Regions from separate parts of the Mus musculus genome. Here region 1 is linked to region 2. The links are chromatin loops, found by intact Hi-C in ENCODE. Cell type or tissue: gastrocnemius. All regions are shown on one strand. Each heading gives the region's core, and the rest is flanking DNA. Links, peaks and the distances in the headings are about the cores only.

The links. Peaks named below come from ENCODE experiments on the same cell type or tissue, not always from the same donor. Only the 100,000 strongest peaks of a DNase experiment are listed, where the experiment ranks them.
Region 1: a loop joins it to region 2, with 2.6 times the contacts of the local background. A loop is called at or near these places in 5 of 42 quality-filtered maps.

What each region holds. Positions count from the first base shown.
Region 1 is chr2:133,429,888-133,445,062 of GRCm38, forward strand. A430048G15Rik (a long non-coding RNA gene) reads left to right here and starts at 2,210. Exons shown (of 4, transcript XR_001783619.1): 1 at 2,210-2,318; 2 at 14,752-14,867. In gastrocnemius, for the core only: no CTCF peak of the experiment used is centred there; no DNase peak of the experiment used is centred there; H3K4me3 peaks cover 881 bases; H3K27ac peaks cover 1,831 bases.
Region 2 is chr2:133,541,814-133,556,988 of GRCm38, forward strand. It overlaps Bmp2 (bone morphogenetic protein 2), which reads left to right and starts at 10,346. Exons shown (of 3, transcript NM_007553.3): 1 at 10,346-11,538; 2 at 12,606-12,955. The coding sequence starts at 12,613. RefSeq lists promoters at 8,435-11,311, 10,308-10,506, 10,996-11,311 and a cis regulatory region at 9,324-9,334. In gastrocnemius, for the core only: CTCF peaks have their summits at 8,495 (motif pointing right) and 10,379; DNase peaks (open chromatin) are centred at 8,505 and 10,220; H3K4me3 peaks cover 829 bases; H3K27ac peaks cover 910 bases.

The DNA.
Region 1 (15,175 bases), core at 4,651-9,650, 110 kb before region 2:
TAGGTCCAGATGTTGTTGGGGGAGATAAGTCTGACCACACAGAGAGATGGGCTTGGCCTGGGCTTTCCAGATAAGGGAGGTGAGACTGATGGCCACTGGAGGTGGGGTTTTGCAAGTTTGGTTCTTTCAGATGAGTGTGAGACATGGCACCCAGTGTTTTAAAGTTATCAGCCCTATTAAAATGATTAATAAGAAATGAAACCTGAATTAAAGTACTAGGGATACAGTTTAGTGGTATAGTGCTTGCCCAGCATGCATGAAACTATGGGTTCAATAATCCAGCAAACTAATTACATAGGAAACAAAAATCATGAAACACTTTCTTTGGGCTTGCGAGACCAGATGGTTTGTTGAAAGGTACTACCATCTACCAAACGTGACTACCTAAGTTGGATCCCAGGAGTGTATAAGATGGCAGGAAAGAACCAGTTCCTACCAGTTTCCCCCTAATCACCACACGTGCACGAGCCGTTCAAACTTGAGTCTCCTTGTCGCTAATATTTGGTTTCTCTAAATCTCAATATTATGCTAACTTTATATATCATGTTAAAATCAGTGGAGTTATAGTGTGACCACCAAGTCATTCCCACCGAAATGTATAATATATAAATAAATGAATAAATAAATAAGTAAATCTATCAAGTTTGTAGAGCAAGCCTGGCCAGCAGATTGCTTGCTGTGTGTAGTTTAGACTAGACAACAACTGATGCCTTTGGAAATATGTAGAGATTATTTCAGCTCTTTTAGGAACCATGACAATTCTACCAGCAAAAGCCTGTATCATACTATTGGGCAAAAGGGTCACAAAACTAAACCAATTATTCAGTTGCTTCTCAACAGGAGCCTTTCAGAGAAGATGAATCTTCCCTATTTAAGGAGAGGAACTCAAGACAGGAAGTTTGAGTGAAGTGTTAAAGTCATCTAGCAACAGAAAGTCACTGCCTCCAGCTATCTCTGCCCAGAGGAGAGCAATTAAACTATGTCCCCTGGGATTCTCCAGCCTCTAGATAGAAGCAGGATTCCATTGCTTGCTGCACTAACCCCACTAACACAAGCTCTTCTTATCTGCCAAATGCAGCTGCAGTTGAGTTCACTGGAAACATGTAATTGCTGTGAGAGTGTTCTGTGGCTATACGAGAGAATTAGAGGACATTTTGTATGAAGAACTAGGAAATAAAAACTTGAGTTTTTTTCCAAGTAATCACTTTACCTTTGAATCACATTTTATCTGGTGATGTTTAAGAGAATATTTGTGTCAAAAAAAATCTAGATAAAATTGCTTTCCTGATTTCAAAAATAGAGGAAAGAGTAAATATTCCTTTTTAACTGGTGTTGCCTTCGTTTGGGTCGAATTTAATGCAATTCTCCACCAGGTGTCGCTCTGGTGAAGACATGGTTCTCTTAAGGCTCTCCACCCACTTGTTTCTATGCTTGGGAATATTTTTGATAGATCCAGTCATTATTTCTAGGCTACACAGTCAAGAGAAAATGATTTACCATTATATATATATATAATTATATATATATTATATATTTATAATTATATATATATATATATATAAAAGATGGCTTGTAGACAGAAGGCAGGAAGGCAGATGACACCCAGCAGGCCTTGTATGAAGATCAATGGCCCCGGAAAGTATCAGGTCAATTCCTAAGTATCTAAGGAAGGACCAGAAATCACTGGTCTTGGAGGAATCTCCTGGGACTAGAATTAAGAATCTACATTCTTTAGAGACTCTCAGGCTTCCCTGGACCATATAAATAGAGTAAGTATGTGTGAGCCAAGGGGAGTGTGTGTATCAGGATTCGTGTTCAGGGAGCCAGTTAGTTCTTGATCTAGTCTCCTGAAGGTATACGAAAAGCTGTGTCCTCACAGTGCTCTGGGAGGAAGGTCTCTTGCTTTCTATAAATTTGAAACAGGCAGTGAGTCCTCAAGTATTAACAGCATTTGGCTTAGGTCATTTCTGGCCTTTCTCTGAGTTTCAATAACCCAGCATTGCTGGAATCCATCTTGAGGGTGTCTGAGTCTGGAGCAGCCAAAGGACCTGGAGTGCCTCTCTCCGTGTGTTCTGTCTTCATGTCTCTACGAGTTCCTAATGATTTTGTTGGGGCAGTCCCACTGAAGTCCAGCAACACCCTGTCTAGATTAGGTGGCATGCCATGTGACTAACCGGGTTCATGAGGCAGCAGAGCCTGAGACCGGCGAGAGAAACTGCACCGCCAGAACGCCTTGCCAAATCCCACAGGAGCTCAGTGGTGGAAGCAGGTGCTAATTATCGTTCGGATGAACAGGATATGCATTTTTTTGGGAGTGGGTAAGAATTTCTGGTTAGACAAGCTCCAGATTCTTTGGCCTACTTCGAAAGCACTGCCTTTGCCATCTGGGAGGACGAGGTTTGGTTTCCTGATGAGTACCTGCTCAGCCAAAATGGAAGGCTCAGCAAGGGGGTGGGGATACTCATTTGGAAGCCACTGTTATGCAGATAAAGGTTCCTTCCCAAACTAGGCCATGGGGCGTGTCAGTGCTCTCCTTTCTGGTTCAAGAAGAACTCTCTCTTAAACTTATTTTTATAAGACTAGGTATGGTAGCCCTGTGATGTAATTGGATAGATTACTGGCAGGAAAGAAGATTTTAAACTGTCCTAGATAGACAGTCTGAAGAAGGGGAGGAGCTTAGAGAAGGGTGGGGATTCTGACTGGGAACACAGCCAATGGGAAAACCCCGTTATTAAACCGAGCCCAGTTCACGCTTTCATCAGCAGGAGGGTTTAAATGTGTAGAGACGCTAGAAGTGGAGATCAGATAAGTCCTCCCGAGCTGGAGGCAAGGCTGTCCTTCAAAAGTATCTAAGTTGGGGTGTTGTTCAGGAAAAGGTTAGAATGGGGGTTTCCTTTCTTGGACTTTGGAAGATCTGGCCTGGTTCCTTTTTATAATGATCGGACTTCCTACCTTGATCAATGGTTCTCTCCCCTAGCTACATGGTAAAATCATCTTTAAAATGTTACCATCTCAACCCCACTTATCTCGATAAATTAGGATAAGGTTTCAGAGATACTGCTGCCCAGAAGTATTTCTCTCCTGGTGACTTCATCAGGGTGAAGAACCACTACTCTAGAATAATTATCTCTAAATATGGGGCCCACATGCTAATAGTCTCCTCCTCCCAAACCCACAGCATGTGTTGGACGATTACACCATTCTTCTGTATTTTGTAGGACATGTCTAAGTCTATGCTTCCAGTTATGGAGATGAGAGGAGCATTTGAGATGCTCACAGGGCACCTTCATTCTTTGGGTATTCAGAGAGCATCCTAGAACTAGAGTATGCGCATGTGCTTTGTGTTTCGAAGTGTCACGCTCATCCCCATCGCTCCATCTACTGCTCTCTTGGATCCATGCAGATGGAAACTGTAGCTATGCAACTCCAAGTCAGTGTTCTCGGAATAAATAAATCATCAGGTGAAACTAATCTACTGTGGTTGCAAGAAACTGATATAAGATTTGGGGTATTGTTTTTTTTTTTAAATTTCTCTGTGTTGGGGCTGAAGAATTAGCTCAACATCTAGGAACACTAATGGTTTTTGCAGAGCTCCTGAGTTGGATACCCAACCTCTATGTGGTAGTAGCCCACAAGAAGTAACTCTAGTCCCAGGGTAGCAGATTTTCTCTTCAGACCTCAGGCACACAAATGATGCCTGTACACACACACACACACACACACACACACACACACACACACACACACGCACACACGCACGCACGCACGCAAGTGCGTAAAACAATCCTACATACAAAATAATACGATAAACATATCTCTTAAGAAGTTATTTGGCTGTGTCAAAGTGATTAAGGAACCGTCAAACCTGGCTTTCTTTGTTGCTTTGTATTATTAAACAAAAATCCTCATTAAATATTATTACTTACTGTAACATGATAGGAAGATGTAAGCAGTGATTAGCAATTGATTATCGCTTCTATTTACATCTTCATTTATCGAATCAGTCTTTTAACTCTTCTTCCCGGGTGAAGAGTGTGTGCCTCTTTCTGTATATAGGAAGAAAGACAGAGGCTCTGTTCATCTTAAAGAGCCTACAAGAATCTACTCAGCCTACTACCAAGAAAGCTACGTGAAGTGATTTTAAGATTGTTGTACATGTATCAGAGTGGCCTGGGACACTTGGACACCTGGGACACCGCTTAAAAGGGAATACCTTCCAGACATGGTATTTAGAAAGAAAACTAAGGCCAACAGTGGGAGACTACTTTGGGTAAGGGGGAAACGATCAGTGACTCAAACACTCGGCACGTGAACAAACTAGGTACAGTAACTCTGGTGATCAGGGAGGAAGGCAACAGTGAGGCAGCTTCTGGAAGGTCAAGATGGACAGGTATGATGCGAAGGGACTAAGACCCAGGCCAGACACTAGACTAGAAGCATTCTGAGAGTAATGGAAGGAACCTGAAACCACCCATCCATAGGACTGAGAAAGCCAGGCTGAGGGATGTTAGGGAGCTGAGCAGGGGGTGAGTGGTCAGCAGTATCAAATGACATTGGCTGTTGTGGCAAAGACACAGGTCATGGGTGAGAGAGATGTGAAGTGATTCTAAGTGCTTTACACACAAGCTAAAAACAAATGATAAACCAATGGAAGGAGAGAGCATGGTGGCTAGAGGGAAATCTAGGATCAAGTTAAGACTTTTGTTTTTATTTATCCACATTATAGATTTTAGTTAGCGTACAGAGTAATGCATCTTGGTGACATTTTCATACATGTCAATCATCCTCCAAACTTTCTTCCCCTTGGCCTTCTCTTAAATAGTATCTCTCCTGCTTGAATTCCGTATATATTTTCTTTTTTCAATCTATATTCTGCATGGGAGATAAATACATAGTATTTGTTGTTCTGGGTCTGGCTTCTTTAGAATAATGATTTCCAGTTATATTGACTTTCCTAAAAGTGAGACAATTTCATTCTTCATTGAAGCTAAGCAAAACACTGTTTTGTATTTATGCTGTGCAAAGTGTGGCTTTTATAATGGAGGAGAATCTTTACTTGTGTAGGTAAACACCCAGTGCCTAGGGTGGGTGTGTGCTGTGTTTCACACCTTTGCGGGGCTCTCGGCTCTATGCACTTCTGTTACCAACTCCGTGAACTCATCTCTCTGAAGCATTCTGAATCTGACTACCAATTTCAGATGTGTTCTAAGCATAGTTGGTCTGTCATTGTCACTTAGTAGGATTCTAATAGTTAGGTTGCTTTATCTTACTCTGTCTCCAAAGATTTCCCAGAGGTCCTAAATAAAAGTAAACCTTATTATAATTCCTTCATGCAATGCTCCTGTGAGGTTTTTTTTTGTTATTTTTAAAACATTAAATATACTGTACTTTAATACTTCATACAATAACATCTTATTTTTAAAGTCATAAAATAGAATTATGCCGTTGACACTATTGCTCTAAGGAGTATGTGCTGTCTTCCTATTGTGTGGTGGAAGTCTACAGTGCTCAAATGGTGAAGGTTTTCACTGCATACATTATAACAGCTCTGTATTTGTAAACGAATACTTGCTCATTTTGCCTACCATTCACCCTGTTTCAGGTTGGCTGATGGATAACAGCAACTTTATTTCTTGAAGGTGGTAAAAGTTGGGCTGGAGCCATGACTCGGTGGTTAAGCTCATATACTACACTTGTGAAGGGCCTGAGTTCAGTTTCCAGCACCTATGTAGGCAGACAGCTCACAATAACCTGTAACTCCTGCTTTAAGAGAACCTGATGCTCTCTTTTGGCCTCCATAGTCAACTGCACTCATGTGAACAATGCCTGCCTCTCCCCTACACACAGTGTACATAATGAAAAATGAAATAGACCCTTGCTAAGAAAAGAGATATGTATGATGTTAAAATCACCTTCAGGAGACAAAATAACATTTCAAAAGTCAACATTTTGACATTTTACCTCAAAGAGCCTTAGTTAATATCTTCACAAAGGAAAGTATTTGTAGTTTTTGAAAACAAGTCTTTTGATGAAAATGGCCTTTGTCCATAAAGAAGCATCATTTATCTTCCTATTTTGCTTTGGATGTGAAATGCCCTCCACAGGCTCCTATGTTTGAACACTTGGTGCCCACCTGGTGGTGCTGTTTGGAATGGATGTGAAACCTGTAGGGACAAAGCAGGACTTGGCAGCAGGGAATGCATCCGTGGGTATGGGTCTTTGGGGTTATAGTCCAGGCCCTGCCTCCAGCCTCCCCTTCTCTCTGCTTCCTGCTTGATGCCATGTGACAAGCAGCTGACACAGCCCCAGAGCCATCACCTTGCTCCTGCATGACGAGTTCTATCCCCTCAGTGAGCCAAAATGTTTGTCTCTTTGTTTAGTTTTCTATTTTCTCAGGTATTTGGTCACAGGAATAGAAAAGAATTCATGGACTTTCTTTTTATTGTTCCTTTCCATTCTTTCAAACATTTGCACTTCCTTTGACCAATGTCAAGTCTTCACAGGTAAAGCAGCTAGTCCAAACTTCCCAGAGGAGCGCCATCATGCCCAATATCTGCACAAGCAAATAAGTGCACCTCTGTTCGTGTTTGCCCATATATTCTTGGGGACTGATCGTACTTTGGCCAGAGAGCTGCATGAAAGGTCCCTGCAAGCAGAGGGTCTGTGGCTGTAGTTTAGGAAGAAGGACAAGAAGAATGACGTTCTTGGAGACTAAGATTACTTTTATTTGCATCTATTCGTTTTATTAATTTTTTAATTAATTATTTTATTTATTTGCATTCCAATTGTTGCCCCCCTCCTGGTCCCCCCTCCCAGAGTTCTTCACCCCATTCCCCCTTCCTTTTGCCTCTGAGATGGCTCTCTTCCTCCCCTCCCTGGGCATCCCCCTTCCCTGGGGCATTAAGTCTCTATAGGCCACTGCTCGTCCCTTGCCTGTAGAGCCTTATGGTAATCCCTTATTACAGATAGGACAAAACACTAGAGACTTACTCAGTTTTTCTTGGAGACAGGTCAAAACACATGACCATACCCTGGCTTCTGAGAGGTAAGGGCAAGGCTGCAAAGAAGAGTCCCAAGAAAAGACTTTCTTCTCTAGTAACAGAATAGTGCTGGAGATGCGATTCCTCCCCCCCCCCCCCGCCCCCGTTTTTTTAAACTAGCTTTAAGCTCAGCTGTAAGTATGTGTGTACTTAAGGTTGTGGCAGCCATGTGTATGACCCTGAGGGAAAACCAAGAAGCAATGAGAAGCCACACCCATCAAGGCACCAGCACTCCTGGGTATCTTGTCAAGGGTAGACTGTTATTCTGTCATTTTCAATGATTTCCCAAGAGTGCTTCACTATTTTCTTAAGCAAGCTATTCACTTGGTCCCCGCTAAGGCTAGGCTGCGGGGCGCTGGAGCGCTCTCGGTGAGCGTGATAGCAATCACTGCTGCGCTTTGGAGAGTCTGGTCCACGGAAAGACAGAAAGTAATTAGAGGCTATCAGATATACATTTATCTCGACTTTGTGGGAAGTCTGTGGTCACAGAGGCTGCCTTGCGAAAGTGAAGTTTGAGAAGCTCTCTGGAAAATGGAACTGAATGGAACCAAGCCTGTGAGGAAAGCTTTGCTCTAGTGCCTCTGTGAATGGGTTAATAAAAACCAAATCACTTTAGAGCGGTTGGAGTCAGAGAATAGAATTGCAGGAGGAATGGTAGCCTCCACTATTTTTCAGCTGTGCAGGCAGTCTCCTAAATCAGACTAATGCAGTTCTGCATCAGAGGGAGGATTCTAGGACCAGCCCCACCTCATCCTCCCTCCCCGCTCTCCACAGCCCTTGTTTTGATCATGTTTATAAATAGGAAGCATCACCGCGCTCGCTCACGGTAGCTCCATCACAGACACTGATTTTCATTTGCTTCGCTGTGCTCCTTGTTATAAACGAGCTAATGAATGATCCCTTTCGGCTAAGAATTTCCATAATTGGTTTCAGCCTCAGGGTGCTTTTTTGCTTGTTTTTAAACATTTCAGCCATTTTGATTTATGTGACTGTGAAAATATCGACATTTTACTTTCTCGGCTGCATTCGATCTACAGACGATTATTTGGCACAAAGAAATTTCCAAAATAGCTGAACCTTTCCACTTATTTAGATTTCACCAGAGTCCCTAGGGAAGCATGAAAACAGTCCGAGCTAGGGTCATTTTACAAAACTGCTTAGAGTCCAGCAACTATTTCTGTGCTTTTGGAATTCTGTAAACATATGGGGGAAAGAAACTTTGTCCACAACTATGCAGGCGTTGCACTAGGCCCTGGATTCCCCTATCCATGCATTGTTGGGAAGGGCCAGGGCTACAGGCTACATGCACAGTGGAGACAGACACCTCTCAGTCTTGTTAGAAAACTCCTCCTGGCCCGAGAGAAAATAAGGCTGTTCTCCCCTCCCCTTCCCTCCCCTCTCCTCCTATAGCCTTTGCAGATGGATATCTGCCTGACTTCTAGCGCTAGATTCATCTCCTTTCCTGGTTGGAGATCACTCCTGCATGTCATAGGCCTAGCAAACTCTGTAGGTAGTAACAGAATAGTTTGTATTTACATTAAAAAGGGTTGTCATGATTACTGGCAGGAAGTGTTTTGCTTGTGGGTAAGAACGATGAGAGATGGAAATCTATCTTCATTGTAAAGAACTTTGTGCTTGTTGTTATGGACAATACTACTTCTCCTGTGGGTCTGGGTCCTGAGTTTAACAGGTCCAAACTCCAAGCCACTTCCCTCTTTGGCTAGGTAATGTGGACCTTCCAGCAAACCTCAGATGAACATTTTCCATGTCCGAATAAGTTAATAAGTAAGGCTCTTTTTCCCAGATGAGGTTATGTGGATGTGCTTATTATAGAAAGGGACAGGGAATTCAGTGGGTGTCCATCTTACAGCTTTGAATTTGTCTCCTCACAAAGCCTTCACTCTCAATGGAGCTATAATGTAACAGTGTACAAAAACACATGATTTGCTCTTGTAGACATCACAGGCCTTTCACAGTGCATTGCTGAATGAACAGTGCTACAGCATGATGCAGAGGGTAAATATCTAAAATGTTCAGCAATTTTAAAAACTGAGTGCTAACATTTTCACCGTTTAAAATTATAAGAGCTGTGACAAAACTTGCAGATTAGATGTTTCTTGCCTTTTGGGAGAACGTTTCTGTGTCCATTTCTCCAGGGAGGTCTTTTTGCCATGTTCTTAATGGCCTGACATCCAGGAGTTATCGGGTAGATATAAAATTACATTTACGCCATTAACTCAGGTCTTTTGCCATCTGATTTTTAAAAATATTTGGGTATAACATTTCCTGCGTCGGGTACCATTTCTTCCCATGTGCATTTCTTTTAATCTTATTGTTTTAAGCTTGAGCACACAGTGAGGTGTTTAACTTACGCTGAGCGCTTGACAGAGCTATTAAAAGCGCAGTTTCAAGTAAGAGAAATATTCTAGAATTGGCAGTTTTCTTGAATGAAGAAGGGCTTGAGGGAAACAAATGGAATCTCAAGTATGTGCCTCATATTTTCCAGTCCAAGAATTTATTTTCTGTGGCAGTATGAAAGACAGACTTTTTTCTTTGGTTGAAGCACATGTTTTCCCATATGGGTTCACTGAGATATTATACTGATAATATAGTGACAATACTGATAATAGAAATCACTTGCATGTACTTTACGATGTGCAGTGGGCTTCATGTGAATAAAGCTGAGTTTTTAGCCTATAGTCATTCATATATATATATATATATATATATATATATATATATATATATATACTTGTTAAATACAGACATATGCATTATCCATGGGCTTCTGACTACTTGGTCTAAAAAGAAAAGAAAAACCTTGCCCAGCTAGTGAGGACTGGTTGAAAAGGATTCATTCCCAAAAGAACGGACCCGCCGTGGATGGTAAGTGAGGATCTGACTGACCCACAGTAACCGGACACCTCTGTGCTGACTCCCAAGGGCTGATGCCTGTATCACAGTTGATAGTGTTTTATGATGTTACCTTTGGTTGCAGCTTGATTAGACTGAGGGATTCCTAAGAGATTGAGAAAGCACATCTCTGGGCGTGTCTGTGAGGATGTTTCCAGAGACAATAGGCTAATGACAGTCTGACTTAATGAATGGCTTAATTCATTTATATGCTCAGTGTGTGAGTGGACTGTTGAGAGGTAGTGGAATGGTGGAAGGTGGGGCCTGGTTGGAGGAAGTGGACCAAAGAGGGTGTGCTTTTTGGGAACTCCTAATTTGTTCCTTTTTTTCTTTTTTTTTCTCTTTCTTTCTTTCTTCCTTCCTTTCTGTCTGTCTGTCTGTCTGTCTGTCTGTCTCCCATGATGTAAAATGCTTCACCACAGAATCCCTGCTTTGACTGACTGAAACCTTTGAAACCATGGACAGAATTAGTCTTTCCTCCCCTTGGCAATTGTTTAGAGCACAGGAGTATCAGTGTTTCATTCCAGGGTGGTTTTGATGCTTCGAGGATGTTAGATCCGTTTTTTTTTCCAGAAGGGTATCCTAAGAAGAAGGCTCTGAGGGGAGGGACACTAAAAGTGACAGGCACAGTTGAAGGGGAGGTACTGAGCAGTACTTGGACACAAATGGTCCATATGGCATATAATAATTAGTAAGATACCTGGACAGGGAGAATGGTTTTAGGTTAGGCAAAGCTGGTGAGAACTGTAAATGACATTTTCTAAGAATTTCAAGAGAGTCAGAGGATGCTTGTACTGATTAGGTCCTCAAGTAGAATAGGGATTGTAAATTGTGTACAGAATCCCAAGACATTCCCGTCTACTATCCAGGCAAGGGTTAATCTCAGTACAGCCTGTAAAGGGCCTTACAGAATAATTAACCCCTCCCTCAGTGGGCTTTGAGAATGGGGATTGTGTTGACTTAGTTTGAAGGTATCTATGAGTCCCAAAAAGAGCTAGAGATCTTCCTCTCAAGGAAAACCGAGAGCATGAGAGATCAGGTTATGATGGCACCTCCTACCACTAGCTGTGTCTTGTGGCAGGCAGTGAGACTCCAAAAGTGGCCCAAGCAAGGAAATGGGATTTCAGACAGTGGGAAGTACTGGTTTCTGTTGAAAGATCACTGAAGAAGACTCTTTCTCAGAGTCTTCAGCTATGAACCTTCTTGGTAAATACTTTGCTCAATACTGAGACTTCTTTTTACCCTGGGGAATGGGAGAAAGTGGTAATCAAAATACATTATATGCCTGCATAACACTTTCATGATGAACCCTACTGTTATATAAAACTTACACATGCTGAAAGAGGGAGGGAGGGAGGGGGAGAGAGAGAGAGAGAGAGAGAGAGAGAGAGAGAGAAGAAGGAAGAAAGAAAAGAAGAAAGAAAGAAAGAAAGAAAGAAAGAAAGAAAGAAAGAAAGAAAGGAAGAAAGGAAGGGAGAAAGAAAGAAAGAAAGAAAGAAAGAAAGAAAGAAAGAAAGAAAGAAAGAAAGAAAGAAAGAAAGAAAGGGAGAAAGAAAGGAAGGAAGGAAGGAAGGAAGGAAGGAAGGAAGGAAGGAAGGAAGGAAGGAAGGAAGAAGAACATTTCTAAGTCTCTTTTTTTGGTGACTTAGAAATCTAGTACCAAGCCAGTACAAAAGGGGAAAGAATTCTGGGATTGTTTTAGTTTTGTCTCTTTTTTCAGTTTCGCTACTTTTGAGGTTAAGGCATTTCATGAGCAACTAAAATACAACCTGCGCTGGGGGAAGATTCCTTTTTTTTTTTTTTTTTTTATCATGTATGTTTTTTTTTAATTTTTTTCTTTCCATTTATTATTAGGTATTTAGCTCATTTACATTTCCAATGCTATACCAAAAGTTCCCCATACCCACCCACCCCCACTCCCCTACCCGCCCACTCCCCCTTTTTGGCCCTGGCGTTCCCCTGTTCTGGGGCATATAAAGTTTGTGTGTCCAATGGGCCTCTCTTTCCAGTGATGGCCGACTAGGCCATCGTTTGATACATATGCAGCTAGAGTCAAGAGCTCCGGGGTACTGGTTAGTTCATAATGTTGATCCACCTATAGGGTTGCAGATCCCTTTAGCTCCTTGGGTACTTTCTCTAGCTCCTCCATTGGGAGCCCTGTGATCCATCCATTAGCTGACTGTGGGCATCCACTTCTGTGTTTGCTAGGCCCCGGCATAGTCTCACAAGAGACAGCTACATCTGGGTCCTTTCGATAAAATCTTGCTAGTGTATGCAATGGTGTCAGCGTTTGGATGCTGATTATGGGGTGGATCCCTGGATAAGGCAGTCTCTACATGGTCCATCCTTTCATCTCAGCTCCAAACTTTGTCTCTGTAACTCCTTCCAAGGGTGTTTTGTTCCCACTTCTAAGGAGGGGTATAGTGTCCACACTTCAGTCTTCATTTTTCTTGAGTTTCATGTGTTTAGGAAATTGTATCTTATATCTTGGGTATCCTAGGTTTTGGGCTAATATCCACTTATCAGTGAGTACATATTGTGTGAGTTCCTTTGTGAATGTGTTACCTCACTCAGGATGATGCCCTCCAGGTCCATCCATTTGGCTAGGAATTTCATAAATTCATTCTTTTTAATAGCTGAGTAGTACTCCATTGTGTAGATGTACCACATTTTCTGTATCCATTCCTCTGTTGAGGGGCATCTGGGTTCTTTCCAGCTTCTGGCTATTATAAATAAGGCTGCTATGAACATAGTGGAGCATGTGGGGGAAGATTCCTAATCTGAAGTGTTTCAAAGCCACTGACAGGCGCTCAGTGAGGAAGTAAGGAGAGCGAGTGTATGGAGGTCTGTGCTGGTCAGCTCCTCTGATTTTCAGTGATAAAGTTGTCTTGACAAAGGAGAGGTAGAGAATGCTTAGGGCAGAGGGGACATGCCAGAGACATATTACCTTATGACTGTATCCCTTTTATGTACCGTGAAATGCTCCTCAATATTCTGGCTTAGGCAGCAGAGGTAACTGGCAAACAGGCCATTAAAGCCAGTACTTCCTGATTTTGAGCCTTTGGCAGATGTCACTAATCAATCCGCTTTCCTCTCTGACCTGGCACACTTACTAAATTTGTACTCCAAGTAGCAACTAATTGCAGTTCATATACATTTACTACTTTGGTTTAGTTTTAGAAACATATCTAGTTGTAAAAGCTTATATATATAAGCGAATATATATATATTCGCTTAGATTTTTGATAATTGTTTTGCTTGTTTCTCTTTTTTATTTGTCTGCAAAAGCTGAATGAGATTATCTGACCCAGTGAGCACTCGATGAGAAGAAAAAAATGTAGTTCTTGGAGCCTGCACAACAATGCTAGGAAGGCAATGTAAGTCAGGATTTCATTCCCTCTGACTGTGGCTAAGTGACATTTTGTTCACAAGGTATGAGACTAGACTCAGACATTATGATTTCTAGTTTCTATCCTGGGAACTAGGCCTAGTCTTTATAATAATACAAGAAAGATGGCATAACACTGAGAGTCAGTGTATAGTAACAGATCTCTTTACAGGTCCAAATAGGTACGATTTGCAGAAATCCTTGCCTGACAATCATCTGTTTGTGCCCTGCTGCCGCATCTTGGAAGATCTTAGAATCACTGTCTGAGACATAGTTTATACGACCCAGCCTAGAAAAAAAAAAAAAAAAAAAGCTTAAGCAACTCCACTTCTGGATCACAGGGTGTTAACATATTAGTCAACCCATAAAGGCTCCCACTGGTTTATATGGAGTTGTAGTGTTGCATCACGGGTGGAGGGGCCCAAATTGTTTTTGGAGAAATATAAGGCTCTGTCTTCAGGATCATGACCCATGAGTCACACCCAGGTTCCTGAAGCCAAGTGGGGACATGGAAGAACTTGGCTCAGACACAGGGATGTGACTCATCAGAAAAGATGAACTGGTTTTGAAAAATAACAAGAACCACCTTCTATTCTCTGCCTGCCTGCCTACCTTCTCTCTGTAACAAAGAAGAGAAGTGGAGGAGATTGTAAAAGATGCATGAGCTGCGCAAATTATTGTTCCCTCTGTGTGCTTTTAGAGTGCCTGGTCCATGTTACAATGGGACACGCTGCTCAGAGTTATCCTCAGGAAGGGCGACTGGCAAAAGGACACCTGTATTTCTTTAAAAAGAAATCACTTGCCAAGTGTGTGTGAGAAAATGAGTAACATTGCAACGAATTCATGCTGTGTAGTATCTAGGTCCAGCTTTGGTCAGATCAGAGCTTCTGACTTGCAGTTTATGAAGTCCACTGGCAGAAAGTTCAAGGTCATCATGATGCACCATTGTGTATACAGTGGCAGAAGACCTGTCCACATGGTGACAGCTTGAGAGTGGGTATGGTCATGCTGTGTCATGGTCCCATACGCCAGGAAAACTTGTCATCTTCTGAAACATGTCACATATGGATTTGCCAAAACATTAAGATTTTGGGGCACTCAACTCAATTTTCTCCCCCTTCCTCCTCAACCTGCCATCCCTTCTGCCACTGTCCCTGTCCTTCCTTCCATTCTCCTCTCTCTTTCAACACTGTCCTTGAAGTAGTGACTTTCCTGCTTCAGCCTTCCCACTTCTGGGATTTCAGGAATACTCCACCCTGCCCAACTTTATTTCATGATTTTCAGAGTTTAGATTTGAAGAACAAAATAGTATTTTAATGTTTTATGTATCAGTTATAAATATTCAATTTAACTCAGATGTGAGAAATTGTATTCCCAAATATCAAAGATTCGGCATCCTTTTCTTTTCAGCGGAGGAAGACCACAGTGGGAAATGGCACAAAGGCTGGCACCTCACCAAGAACGGCAGGGATGGAGAAGCAGTTAACAATGGAGGAGCTGCTTTAATTCTCCTCCTTTCTTTTCAGGTGAGTTGGGTGGGCTTCTTGTCACAGAAGCAGCCCATCCACAGCCACCCTCCTGATGAATGTGGGTCTTCCCAAACCTGCAAGCTGCGGTCTCCCCTGGGTTTCCTAAATCTCGGCAGTGCCCAATCTACTGTATAACAGTAGATAATATTTTCTTCCATTAGTTCCTCTTCCATTAGTTTGTTTCCTCTCAAACAGGCTTCTTTCATTTCCTCCTGCAGGGCTTGCCCTGTTCTTATTCATCTCCATTTGTTACTCACCAACCATTCGTCCTACCTCCACAACAAGCTCCCAGTTCATGTGTCTCT
Region 2 (15,175 bases), core at 5,385-10,384:
ACAGTTTCTGGGCCATGTATAAACTTCTTTTTGGTTGATTTGTCAAATTGACATGTTTGACTTTGTCACTTTGAAACTTAGCAGCGCCTGGAAAGAGAGAGTCGGGCGAATGGATACATGACCCAAACAGAGCAAGTAGCATTCAAATATCCATGATTTTCAATTTTCAATGTGCAATTCAACCTTAAATTGAAAGCAATTTGATAAACACTATCTTGTTTGATATAGTGTTGAACAGCCAGTGTTTCTGATTCGGTGGCAAGAATTTAAATGTAAGTACATTAGAGGTAGTGACACAAAGAAAGTTGGAAGAAAGAGAGGAAGGGAGGGAGAGTGGGTTGCAAAGGATGCAGATGTGTCCTTAAGCCAGGGAGAGCTTTGGAGGTCAGCTACTGTGGAATTGCTATTTTAATGCTCCCTGGTCATTTGTTGAGGGCTTGGCCAGCAGCATACACGTGAGAAGAGCAAATTATGCGAAATGGGAAAAGCTTAGCAGACAAGGAAACACTGGAAAGGTCGGGGTGGTGGGGGCTGCGGTGGGTAGACACATCTGCTACATCTGGTTTTCTGCACAATTGCAGAGCAAGCACCATAAAGTGAAATATTGTATTTCTCACTAGCTCTGGTGACAAATGTCTGAAATTCTACCACTCAGGGCCAACACAGAAGAACTGCACATTTGGGGCCAACCTGGGCTACATAGCAAGGCAATGCTCTCCCCCTCAAAAGAAAGATACTTCTCAAAAAGTTCATAGGTAGTATATACCCCACTCTGTTTTCTCTGGGAACAAAGACTACAGTAATTAGAGAAGAAGATCATTTAAATGTCTCACTCAGCAATTTTTTTTAATTCCCCAAGGTACTTTTCCACCAAGACTTAGTGGTCAAAGTAATTTTCTTAGGCTGCTACTGTTGAGTCGAAGAGGTTTTTAAACTGAAATTTAAAGCTTTGCAAAATTCTCTCACTAAATTAATGAGTAACCAAGATGAGTAGAATTCTTGGTCTGTCCAATCTATGATGATCCTGCGGACAGAAACAAATACCTGGCAGTTGAGGGGTAACTTGCCAGGCATGGGAGACATTTTTGGGTCCACTGGATTGTAGAAGTTGCACAGATGTGCAAACCATTTTCAGTGATGAAAGGTGTCGCTGACAGAGCTTGCAGCTGTACTATTTCCCATGAGGCTGACTTTGGGGAAGAGCAAATAATCACTTAGAAATTCTCCAACAAAACCGACTCATGGCCCTTTGGTTGATAGGCAAAGATTTCCTGATACTGAAAAAACTTATTTCCCCAATTTTTAAGTCATTAGAAATGTATCAGTTCATACGTGCTGAGTCGTAAGAATAGTAGCATTTACTATTTGGAGATTCATGTTCTCTTCTGATAACTTGGCTTTGCTTTATTTCTTGGCTTCTTACACCTCTTCCCTTTAGGCAAATTCAGCTTGTTTATTTATTAAAAGTAAATATAATAGAGCCAATCACTCATAAAGAACCTTTATAACCATTGTGCAAATCAACAAAGTTTCACTTATAAACTGGCTGTTGGGAACTAGAAGATAGTGGTAACTGTGTATCACAAACATAGGAATCCACTTTTCCATCCCAGTAGCCATGTCAAAAGCTGGCAGAGTCGAAACAGTAATTCCAGCAGTGGGGAGGCAGAGCCAGACAGATGCTGACAGCTCACTGGCCAGCTGGCTGAGCTAATTCAGCAAGCCCAGATTCTAGTAAGAGACCTGGTCTGGGAAAACAAGGAAAATGGTTCCTGAGAAACCAACCAAGACTTCCTCAGGCATCTCCACCTAAGCATGTACACACACACACACACACACACACACACACACACACACACACACACACACCAAAGCAAAATCAATCAACAAATAAAGCAACATCCCCCTAAAGTAAAATAAGCTGAATATGTTTTTGTAATGTGTTCAGAAGTCATTCAATGGCTTGAACATACTCTGTCAATTCAGTACATAATTATTTTGACTGATTTCTTTAAAGGTTGCTCACCTTAGACAGCTTATAGTCAAAGAAGGGACCTATTTAGATGTTCTTGATTCTGTTTTGAATAAATATCTATGAAAGGGTAAACTATAGAATTGTTATAGGTGGTAAATAAAAATAAACTAAAAGAAAAATTAAGACTTTCCTGCAGTTTGACTCCTCAGACAGTCAGCATTGAATAATACTTTTTAAAAGTTCATAAAGGTCAGACACTTACAAGTGAATGGTAGGACTCTCAAGCACACTTGATTTGACTGACCAATAGTGCAAATTAAGTGGCAAAGACAGTGACTCCTCAGGGTTTCACAGCAAGAGAGCAAGGGATCAGCTGAGATCTAGGAATATTAGGAGATGGAGTAAGCAGATGCCTGGGTTGCTGGCACCACCCTTGTTTTCACGCCCTGTTCTATCCTATTAGCTTATGCTATCTTATTCTCAAAAACGTGGATCCATTTAAGGAACTGTGTCTCTATTTATGTCTCCCTATTGACAAAAGGAAATGGAAACAGAGGGAGCCCAGAACCTGTATAGAAGTAGAACTGACCACAGGGCAATAAGAATATGGCAATAAAGATGAACGAACATGAATCAAAAGTCAGATGCTTACCACTGGAAACAACTCACTCTTATTGTCTCCAAGGAGAACCCTTGGGAAATCACCGGGGTGAAGGTCTTGTGTACTGGAGGGTCTCTCAAGACTAGTTCAGACTGAGTCAAAATCTTATTTCCTAAATTTAAAATGTATTTATTTGTTTTTAATTTATTTACTTATTCACTTTGAATCCCAACATCAGTCCCTCTTCTCCTCCCAGTCCCATTCTCTTACAGCTCCTCCCCCTCCAATTCTCCTCTGGGAAGGGGGAGCACTATCCTGGGTATCCTATCCACTCCCCTTGCCCACACAAACACATCAGTCACTGCAGGATCGTCACTGCATCTTCTCTCACTGAGCCCTACAAGGCAACCCAGTTAAGGGAACAGGATCCACATGCAATCTTGTTTCCTAAAATAAAGATGCATTTGCTTATTTGACTTATTAGCTCTCAGTTCAAAGGCCTAGAAAATATATAATATTTAATGCGGATCAGAACTAAGAATTTTCCAGGTATAGGGTATCTCCTTAAAAAAAAATCTTTGTCTTCATAGGATCTAGGGCACTGCTTTAATTCTATTTAATAATGGGCTTTCTGGATACTCTGACATCTCTGTTGGAAGTGATAGACTTTGTCAGAATCACTGTTAAGGTTCAATGAAAAAGCAAGCCACAGCAACACTCTCTAGATGAGACCTTCATTGCCGAGAGTCACACACCTGTATAGCTCTGTTCACTAAGGAATAGAAAGACTGGGAAGGTGACATGATATGCCAGGCAGAAAGTTATTTTAAACTTGAATTGTTAAAGTGAAGAATACCATTAGTTTCTACATTCAAGCAAATTTATTGTCAATAATGGATTTCTACTACAGGGCTGATTTAATGTAATTAATTTATTTATTTATCTACTTATTTATTTATTTGGTTTTTTGAGACAGGGTTTCTCAGTATAGCCCTGGCTGTCCTGGAACTCACTCTGTAGACCAGGCTGGCCTCAAACTCAGAAATCTGCCTACCTCTGCCTCCTGAGTGCTGAGATTAAAGGCGTGTGTCACCACGCCAGGCTAAGGGCTGATTTTAAAGAAGCCATTGAGTGTAAAGATTAGTCTTCAATAACACTGAAGAAATGCAGATAGGGTCTTTGCCAGATCTCTTTAAAGGATTATGTGGAGAAGAATTTGATCAAATTTATAGTTAAGTTGAAAACTGGCACTCTTGAAGCACTGCATTTTTCTAGTTATCAGTTAAATTCCCATCCTAGTTTTCCAGGTCCCCCAATCTCCTCCAGCAGGTTCTTCATTCTCTGCTTCCTGTTCCTGTGTTCAGTATCCTCAGCTCACTTCCCTCACTCCATGTGACCTCCTACTTCCTTCTGATCTATGATCTAGAATCATCACCAAAGAGCTGGGCCCTGGATGCCCTGGCCCTCTCTGTTCTGGACATCATTTGGGACAGTATGTTAGCCTTTCCAAAGACCTGCATCATACGCGTTCTAAGACAAACAGCCATCGACACTGTTTTCCTTCTCTGAATACATTCTTAGGAACACCTTCATCTCTTCTCAACAATCCATTCTTCTTCAGACCGTTAGGGTCTGTCTGAGGAATCTGAAGTTCTATTGCCTGATCCCTAACCTGAGCTTTTTGCTAGGGGCTAGTGACCTGTGAGTCTGTTTAGACTAGAGTCTCCTGTGAGCTTACATTCATCGGGCGCCATTTTTTTTCCATCTGGAGTCCAACACCTGGAAAGCATTGCAGATTCTTCTCTCTCACAAATCTCTACTGCCCATCTACATGCCACATCCTGCCCTGCCAACCTACATGACAGCTTTCATGTGGGCACACACCCCCGAAACACACACACATACACACACACACACACACACACACACACACACACACACACACACACACGGTGGGGGGGGGGAGGGGACGCGCGCACGCATGTGCACACAGGCACACACCCATAAAAACATCTGTGCATACAATTTCCAAAGATACTCATTGGTCCTTTACCTATAGTTTCTCTACTTCTCCTGACTATTACCAAACATTAGATTTATGTTCCTAATAGGCATCTCTATCTCTGGTACTCCTCTGGTCAAATAATTACTCTTGATTCATACTCCTCAGACTATCATCCAAGAGCTATAGGTCCTAATGTTGCTTCTCTTGCAGAGATATCATGTCTGATAGTCTTGTGTTTTTTATTTTTTCTCTAGATACAGCTTTTATCTTGCTCCTTACCTGAATCGTTTAACTCTACAGATTAGAGCCGGGATTCTGAGTGTTTGGTATGTAGACTTTGCATAATCCCCTACCCGTGAGAGTAAGCTGTATCTGCGAATGTGGCAGAGTATTATTCTTATTGTTGGGTGGCATTATGTGGCAATAATGAAGAAACTCCCACCCATGTAGTCAATTGAAGATGAGTTAATCAAAAATGTAGATTATCTTGAACAGGCCTAACATCATCAGGTGAAACTTTCAAAGGTAATTCTAACTTTTAAAAAAAGATAGTCTTCTGCTGGCTCTTTGGAAAGAAGTGATCAAGGATAAGTTCTGTAACTGGAAGAAAGTGAATCCTGCCAACAACCACAGGTACTTGGAACAAGAGCTTGGGTGTCAAATGACACTGCAGCCAGCCCTGGGCAACACTGATTGCAGCCTTGTGAGATCTTGAGAGAACCAATTAACCTGTGCTTGGCTGCCTGACCTACAGAAACTGTGAAATAATAAGTGGGCCTTAAGCCAGTAAGATTACAATCTTTCGTTACACAGCAGTAGGTGCCTAATATAGTTGCCCTTGTGGTTAAGTTATATCAATAGGAGATAGTCACAAAGGCTGAGAAGAAAAGGAGAGATGAATTGACTTATTTACTCTGCTTACAGCACTCCACGTCTGCCCAGGACAGACAGTCCCTCAGCTGTAATTGCCCCTCCTGTGATCCGGCAGAGACAAGGGACGTTACTGTCCTCTTCCATTTCCCTTCACACTGAACACAACTATATACACTATTCCATTGTTAAACTTGTTTCAACTTCTCCTCTAGTATGAACCATTGCTGTTTCCCACTGGGATACTTTCTAATGTTGGTTGACTTGTATTCCAACTCCACTTCCAAACTGGAACTGTCTTGTGCATCGGTCCATGCTCACTCACCTGATGTGTTGACTCCAGCTTGCTACCACTGTATGGAATTGAGAGACTATTAACATCACGATTACAAAAACACAGATTTTAGCTGCTTGCTAGATGTGAGACCTTGGGGAAAGTGTTCACTCTCTAAGCAACGTTCTCATCTATAAAATATAGCTAATAACCCCCCAAGAAATTTTTTTGTAAAAAATTGAATTAAATAACACATGGGAAACTATATCTAAAATTTAACAATTAATGGTTCTGATGAAAATTTTTTTTGCTGCTGGTGTTATGTAGTCACCTGCTGAACCTCACTCCCTAGCTCCCAGCCATTGTATTCACCTGACTAGTCCCCTGAAACACTGCTGTCACTGGTACTTATGGCTGTGATGAAGTACCTGACAAGAATCAACTTAAGGCTCTCACACTAGAAGGCAGTATGTCTTAGTGAAGTTGTGCTGGTAGAGGACCAAAATGGGTAGGACCACATCTCAGCAGAGCAGGGAACACAGATCAGTTGGGAATCTGGATGTAAAAGCTTAAGACCCACTGCCCTAGTGACCTACTTGCTCCATCAAGGCTCTACCTCTTATGTTCTTATAATACCACCTCCTGGAATAACACCACCAGATAGGGAGCCCTCAGGGGAGAGTTCACATCCAATCTGCAACCCTGTCCTTGCTATAAGCTTACTAATTTCACATTGCTTCCCATTAGTCCCTCAGCAACTCTTTGCTCTCCTGAAGTGTCCTTGTCATATGTCTTATGCTTTATATTTCTTTACCTCTGAACATATCATACTTCTTCCACAGGCTCCTAAATAAAGGATGTGCAGAGCTTATGTGTCTTTATGCACCGGATCCAAGTAACATAGTGTTGTGAAGTTCATAGATCCTCAGTAAAGATTTATAGACTGGGTAGTATTAGTCAGTTTGCTTTTATTGTTGTTGTTGTTTGCTTTTGCTTTTAGTTCTGAAACAATGAAACAAATACCTAAAACAGTTTGAGAAGAAGAAATATTTCTTTTGCCTCATGTTTTCAGGAGTTTCAGTCTACGGTGTATGGCTCCATTTATTTTCTTTGGACCTGCAGTGAGGAAGAACATGGAGGAGAGACACATGGGAGAGAAGGCCTCTTGCTTTATGGTGGTCAGGAAGCAAGAGAGCAACAGGAAGGAACCCAGGACAGGGAAACAGGATGAAAACCAGGAAGAGACAATAGGATAAAAACCAGGAAGTGACAGGCTGGACCCCAGGAAGAGACAGGCAGAAACTTTGAAAGCCTGTCTCCAGTGACTACTTCCATCAACCTGTCCCCATTCCCTAACACTTATGTCACTGCCCATAAAGCTTTCCAAATTGAAATTTGTCAATAGATAAATACACTGGTCCCTATGATCCAGTCACATCTCCAAAAGTATACCTATAACACTTAGATGGGAGGGGTTTTTCAATACAGAGGCTTTGGGTGAAAACTCTGACTCCATAGCTACCTTGTAAAAACATTAATACTGAGGTTGACTCCTTTTTAAAAAACATTACTTCTTTTATCTTAAGAGATTGTAACTACCCCCTTTCCCTCTTCCAACCTAATACAATAGCAAAACATTTTAATATCATTGGTCACATATGCAAGTATATTGCTATATGGTAATTAAACAAGATTTGATGGCTGTCTAAAACAATGTGACTTGGCCAACCTGGCCTAGTTTGGCCTACAAATCACTCCACCCATCATTCTTACTGTGGCTAATCCAACACTGACTAGGTGAGCCCTAGGTAGAGCAAATGCTACTCTCGGCTGTAGCTTCTGGTCCCTAGGAAAGAATCAGGAGTGAGGAGAGCCAGGGTTGGGTGTCGCATCAGCAGCAAATGATGCACAGGCTAAGAGGTTTCTCAGGGGAGTTGCCACAGGTTACAATGGAATGACAATTACAAGGTAGATGGATCATGTCACGCCTGCTGTGACCTTTACAATACATGGGGATCATTATTTTCATGTGAATTTGCATAATGGTCCACCTAGTAGGAACAATGCTGAATGCTAATAGCTGCAGGATGCAATAAAATTAAACATTATCTGGGCTGAACTGCTCAAGGAAAAGTTGCCAAAGTATGACTCTTTAAGTACTTAATTTCATCCCAGGTCATGTCCACACACAAATGAGGATTTCCGATATCTCCTGAAAACCTGGCAAAAAACGGACTAGAATAGAATAGCAGCAGCCTCCTTTATGTAGAGTCCTAACCAGTAGACTGTGTTCTGATACATTGTGTCTGGACCTTCTTACAAAGATCAGACTTGTAATTCTCACCTTAGCTTGCCCCAGGACTGCCTGGCCACTGGAAACCCCTTACATATTTGTTAACAGAGACGCTAAATAGGATAAATTCAGAGCTACTCCAGAGCTACTCTCGCCTTCTGAACTGGCAGATACTGAGAAAAACTTTGTTAATGGTAAGATCGAGCAAGTCCGCAAGCACTGTACATTTTCAGAGAAGACAGATAGTACCCCCTCAAAGTATTAAGTAACCACACATTATTTGTTGTGGGTGGGAGGAGGCCACCAGCATAGAGTGTAAAAAGCAATAAGTCTCTGTATTTGTTTCTTCTCTACAATTTCAATTGCATGAAAAATGGACTGAACATGACCATCTACACTGTATTCCAAAGAACAGAGAATTCATTTAAACTGGATTCACTTCTAGGTCCCATGCGTTTACACTCATTTCCACCACAAGAGGGCAGCCATCTCTAAAAAAACAACAGTCGAGTGCTCTTCAGAGAAATTGGGCCAAACTTGAGGAAAGTTCCTGGGAAAGGCTTTTTAGCAGCACCTCTCTGGGCTACAAAAAAGAAGCCAGCAGGCACCACCAAGGTGGAGTAACTGTCCAGAGGCATCCATTTTACCTCAGAGACTTGATTACTAAGGATATCCTAAACGGCCAAACTCTCTCTTCTGGTGTTCCAGAGGCCCAAAGCTGCAAGGCATTGTTGATGTCATCACCAAAGGTTTCATTTTCATCTTTTCTTGGGGTTGGTCCAACAGCTGTCAGCTTTCTCTTCCTCATTAAAGGCAACTTTCTCATTTAAATCTCATATAGGTTCGGAGTTTCTTGCTTTGCTCCTTCCGCCTCCGCGATGACAGAAGCAATGGTTAACTTCTCAATTAAACTTGATAGGGAAGGAAATGGCTTCAGAGGCGATCAGCCCTTTTGACTTACACACTTACACGTCTGAGTGGAGTGTTTTATTGCCGCCTTGTTTGGTGTCTCATGATTCAGAGTGACAACTTCTGCAACACGTTTTAAAAAGGAATACAGTAGCTGATCGCAAATTGCTGGATCTATCCCTTCCTCTCCTTTAATTTCCCTTGTAGACAGCCTTCCTTCAAAAATACCTTATTTGACCTCTACAGCTCTAGAAACAGCCAGGGCCTAATTTCCCTCTGTGGGTTGCTAATCCGATTTAGGTGAACGAACCTAGAGTTATTTTAGCTCCCCGACTGAAAAGCTAGCACACGTGGGTAAAAAAATCATTAAAGCCCCTGCTTCTGGTCTTTCTCGGTCTTTGCTTTGCAAACTGGAAAGATCTGGTTCACAACGTAACGTTATTCACTCTGGTCTTCTACAGGAATGCTCAGCCCATAGTTTTGGGGGTCCTGTGGGTAGCCAGTGGTGGTACTATGAAGGCTCCTGAATGTAGGGAGAAATGGAAAGATTTCAAAAAAGAATCCTGGCTCAGCAGCTTTGGGGACATTTCCAGCTGAGGAAGAAAACTGGCTTGGCCACAGCCAGAGCCTTACTGCTGGAGACCCAGTGGAGAGAGAGGACCAGGCAGAAAATTCAAAGGTCTCAAACCGGAATTGTCTTGTTACCTGACTCTGGAGTAGGTGGGTGTGGAAGGGAAGATAAATATCACAAGTATCGAAGTGATCGCTTCTATAAAGAGAATTTCTATTAACTCTCATTGTCCCCTCACATGGACACACACACACACACACACACACACACACACACATCACTAGAAGGGATGTCCACTTTACAAGTGTGTATCTATGTTCAGAAACCTGTACCCGTATTTTTATAATTTACATAAATAAATACATATAAAATATATGCATCTTTTTATTAGATTCATTTATTTGAATATAAATGTATGAATATTTATAAAATGTAATAATGCACTCAGATGTGTATCGGCTATTTCTCGACATTTTCTTCTCACCATTCAAAACAGAAGCGTTTGCTCACATTTTTGCCAAAATGTCTAATAACTTGTAAGTTCTGTTCTTCTTTTTAATGTGCTCTTACCTAAAAACTTCAAACTCAAGTTGAATATTGGCCCAATGAGGGAACTCAGAGGCCAGTGGACTCTGGATTTGCCCTAGTCTCCCGCAGCTGTGGGCGCGGATCCAGGTCCCGGGGGTCGGCTTCACACTCATCCGGGACGCGACCCCTTAGCGGCCGCGCGCTCGCCCCGCCCCGCTCCACCGCGGCCGCCCCGTAGGGCGCGCCGTCCACACCCCTGCGCGCCGCTCCCGCCCGCCCGGGGATCCCCGGCGCGCTGCGCCTCCGAGGGGGAGGTGTTCGGCCACGGCCGGGAGGGAGCCGGCAGGCGGCGTCTCCTTTAAAAGCCGCGAGCGCCGCGCCACGGCGCCTCCGTCGTCGCCGCCGGAGTCCTCGCCCTGCCGCGCAGAGCCCTGCTCGCACTGCGCCCGCCGCCGCTGCGCTTCCCACAGCCCGCCCGGGATTGGCAGCCCCGGACGTAGCCTCCCCAGGCGACACCAGGCACCGGACGCCCTCCCGGCGAAAGACGCGAGGGTCACCCGCGGCTTCGAGGGACTGGCACGACACGGGTTGGAACTCCAGACTGTGCGCGCCTGGCGCTGTGGCCTCGGCTGTCCGGGAGAAGCTAGAGTCGCGGACCGACGCTAAGAACCGGGAGTCCGGAGCACAGTCTTACCCTCAATGCGGGGCCACTCTGACCCAGGAGTGAGCGCCCAAGGCGAGCGGGCGGAAGAGTGAGTGGACCCCAGGCTGCCACAAAAGACACTTGGCCCGAGGGCTCGGAGCGCGAGGTCACCCGGTTTGGCAACCCGAGACGCGCGGCTGGACTGTCTCGAGAATGAGCCCCAGGACGCCGGGGCGCCGCAGCCGTGCGGGCTCTGCTGGCGAGCGCTGATGGGGGTGCGCCAGAGTCAGGCTGAGGGATGCAGAGTGGCGGCCCGCCCGCCACCCAGATCTTCGCTGCGCCCTTGCCCGGACACGGCATCGCCCACGATGGCTGCCCCGAGCCATGGGTCGCGGCCCAGCTAACGCAGAACGTCCGTCCCTCGCCCGGCGAGTCCCGGAGCCAGCCCCGCGCCCCGCCAGCGCTGGTCCCTGAGGCCGACGACAGCAGCAGCCTTGCCTCAGCCTTCCCTTCCCGTCCCGGCCCCGCACTCCTCCCCCTGCTCGAGGCTGTGTGTCAGCACTTGGCTGGAGACTTCTTGAACTTGCCGGGAGAGTGACTTGGGCTCCCCACTTCGCGCCGGTGTCCTCGCCCGGCGGATCCAGTCTTGCCGCCTCCAGCCCGATCACCTCTCTTCCTCAGCCCGCTGGGCCCACCCCAAGACACAGTTCCCTACAGGGAGAACACCCGGAGAAGGAGGAGGAGGCGAAGAAAAGCAACAGAAGCCCAGTTGCTGCTCCAGGTCCCTCGGACAGAGCTTTTTCCATGTGGAGACTCTCTCAATGGACGTGCCCCCTAGTGCTTCTTAGACGGACTGCGGTCTCCTAAAGGTAGAGGACACGGGCCGGGGACCCGGGGTTGGCTGGCGGGTGACACCGCTTCCCGCCCAACGGCGCAGGGCGCCTGGGAGGACTGGTGGAGTGGAGTGGACGTAAACATACCCTCACCCGGTGCACGTGCAGCGGATCCCTAGAGGGGTTAGGCATTCCAAACCCCAGATCCCTCTGCCTTGCCCACTGGCCTGCGACCTTCCTCCAGCCGGTTCCTCCTCCCCAAGTTTTCGATACATTATAAGGGCTGTTTTGGGCTTTCAAAAAAAAAAATGCAGAAATCCATTTAAAGAGTATGGCCAGTAGATTTTACTAGTTCATTGCTGACCAGTAAGTACTCCAAGCCTTAGAGATCCTTGGCTATCCTTAAGAAGTAGGTCCCATTTAGGAAGATACTAAAAGTTGGGGTTCTCCATGTGTGTTTACTGACTATGCGAATGTGTCATAGCTTACACGTGCATTCATAAACACTATCTATTTAGTTAATTGCAGGAAGGTGCATGGATTTCTTGACTGCACAGGAGTCTGGGGAAGGGGGACAGGGTTGCCTGTGGGTCAACCTTAAATAGTTAGGGGCGTAGGCCACAACTTGCAAGTGGCGTCATTAGCAGTAATCTTGAGTTTAGCGCTTACTGAATCTACAAGTTTGATATGCTCAACTACCAGGAAATTGTATACAGCGCCTCTAAGGAAGTCACTTGTGCATTTGTGTCTGTTAATATGCACATGAGCGCTGCACTGTATAAGTTTGTCAGGGATGCAGTGTCCGACCAACCTATGGCTTCCCAGCTTCCTGACACCCGCATTCCCAGCTAGTGTCACAAGAAAAGGGTACAGACGGTCAATGCTCTTTTTAATTGGGAGTTAAGACCAAGCCCCAAGTAAGAAGTCCGGCTGGGACTTGGGGGTCCTCCATCCTCTTGATCATCCAGGCTGTAGCCCGCGAATATGACATGCCAGGAGGGCATCCTGGAGAAGGCCAGCGAGCTCTATGGGAGCCGAGGCCGCGGGGGCGGGCGGAGGACTGGGCGGGGAACGTGGGTGACTCACGTCGGCCCTGTCCGCAGGTCGACCATGGTGGCCGGGACCCGCTGTCTTCTAGTGTTGCTGCTTCCCCAGGTCCTCCTGGGCGGCGCGGCCGGCCTCATTCCAGAGCTGGGCCGCAAGAAGTTCGCCGCGGCATCCAGCCGACCCTTGTCCCGGCCTTCGGAAGACGTCCTCAGCGAATTTGAGTTGAGGCTGCTCAGCATGTTTGGCCTGAAGCAGAGACCCACCCCCAGCAAGGACGTCGTGGTGCCCCCCTATATGCTAGATCTGTACCGCAGGCACTCAGGCCAGCCAGGAGCGCCCGCCCCAGACCACCGGCTGGAGAGGGCAGCCAGCCGCGCCAACACCGTGCGCAGCTTCCATCACGAAGGTGAGCGGGCGGCGGGTGGCGGGGCGGGGACGGCGGGCGGGCGGAGACTAGGCGGGCAGCCCGGGCCTCCACTAGCACAGTAGAAGGCCTTTCGGCTTCTGTACGGTCCCCTCTGTGGCCCCAGCCAGGGATTCCCCGCTGGTGAGTCCTCACCCTTTCCTGGCAAGTAGCCAAAAGACAGGCTCCTCCCCCTAGAACTGGAGGGAAATCGAGTGATGGGGAAGAGGGTGAGAGACTGACTAGCCCCTAGTCAGCACAGCATGCGAGATTTCCACAGAAGGTAGAGAGTTGGAGCTCCTTAAATCTGCTTGGAAGCTCAGATCTGTGACTTGTGTTCACGCTGTAGTTTTAAGCTAGGCAGAGCCAAGGGCAGAATGTTCGGAGATAGTATTAGCAAATCAAATCCAGGGCCTCAAAGCATTCAAATTTACTGTTCATCTGGGCCTAGTTTGAAAGATTTCTGAATCCCTATCTAATCCCCGTGGGAGATCAATTCCACAATTCGTCATATTGTTTCCACAATGACCTTCGATTCTTTGCTTAAATCTTAAATCTCCAAGTGGAGACAGCGCAAGCCTTCAGATAAAAGCCTTTTCTCCCACTGCCTGCTACCTTCCTAGGCAAGGCAATGGGGTTTTTAAACAAATATATGAATATGATTTCCCAAGATAGAATAATGTTGTTTATTTCAGCTGAAATTTCCTGGATTAGAAAGGCTGTAGAGGCCTATTGAAGTCTCTTGCACCGATGTTCTGAAAGCAGTTAGTAAAAAATCATGACCTAGCTCAATTCTGTGTGTGCCACTTTCAATGTGCTTTTGACTTAATGTATTCTCCATAGAACATCAGTTCCTTCAAGTTCTAGAAGAATTCAGAGTTGTCTGTCAGTGAGCTGCAATTTATAGAACAGTGGGGAGCTGGGAGAGAATTTCCCTTTTTAAAGTTTTGCTTTGCCTTGCTGAGGGGATAAATTTTAAGTAGAAATCTAGGCTCTGAAATGATAGCCCAACCCCATCTCCAGTAAGGGATGACTGACTCAAACCTTGAGAAGTCTGGGTGATAATAGGAAAAAGTCCCACAAGCAGGTCACAGAGCGCGAGATGGATCTGTCTTGAGGCAGCCAATGGTTATGAAGGGCACTGGAAATCCATCTCTTTCAAACTGGTGTCTAGGGCTTTCTGGGAGCAAAGCTTAGACCACATTCTGCTCCTCAAGGTTTGCCTACTGAAAGCAGGGAGATTCTGGGGTGTTCACCCCCACCTTCCACCCCCAGGTGATTCTGGGCTTAGCTAATCTCTCCTGGTTAATATTCATTGGAAAGTTTTTATAGATCAAAACAAACAAACCTACTATCCAGCACAGGTGTTTTTCCCACTGCCTCTGGAGATATAGCAAGAAAACCATATATTCATGTATTTCCTTATTAGTCTTTTCTAACGTGAAAATTATTCCTGACCTATAAAAAATGAAGGAGGTATTTTATCTTAACTAAGCTAAAAGAATCGCTTAAGTCAATTGAAACTCAAAAATCCAATTGAATGAAAGGTTCGTCAATAAAAATCTACATTTTTCTTACTCTTCCTTTGGAAATAGCTTGATAAAAACACAGACAAAACAAAGTCTGTGTGTCTTATTTGAAAACTTAGTGAGCTTCAGTTCATAAGCAAAAAATGTAGTTTAAAAGTGATTTTTCTGTTGTAAAACTGTATAGAAGTTATTGACTTGTTTAAAATAAACTTGCACTAACTTTATACCTTGGTGCAATTAGATGTAATGTTTACTGTAAATTTCAGGAAAACCATTTTTTTTTTTTGGTCATGATCAGGTACACATGGCATTTGGGAAGACTTTTCACATTGTTGAGTAACCTAGAGTTTGTTTGTTTGTTTGTTTGTTTTTAAGCATTCTTGTGCCACTAGAAAAACCTTAATAAGCCATGTGTTACTTGGTAGACTTCTTCCTAAGTTCTAGAAAGTGGCTTAATGCCACGATGAGACAAAACATACCATAGTAGTCTTTCAACCAGTGGCAGAGTCTTCCAGACAAAATCTCCTGTTGAACATTAAGACCATGGATTTTTATCCAGGAGAGCCCAGGCTTTGCTGAATCACCACCCTCCAACCCCACTCCAAGGTCACCGAAGGCCTCCCCAACTGGCTGCCATTGAGAAACTGTTTGAAATTGATTGACTCCATTGGCCCTACAGAGACTTCTCCTTTAG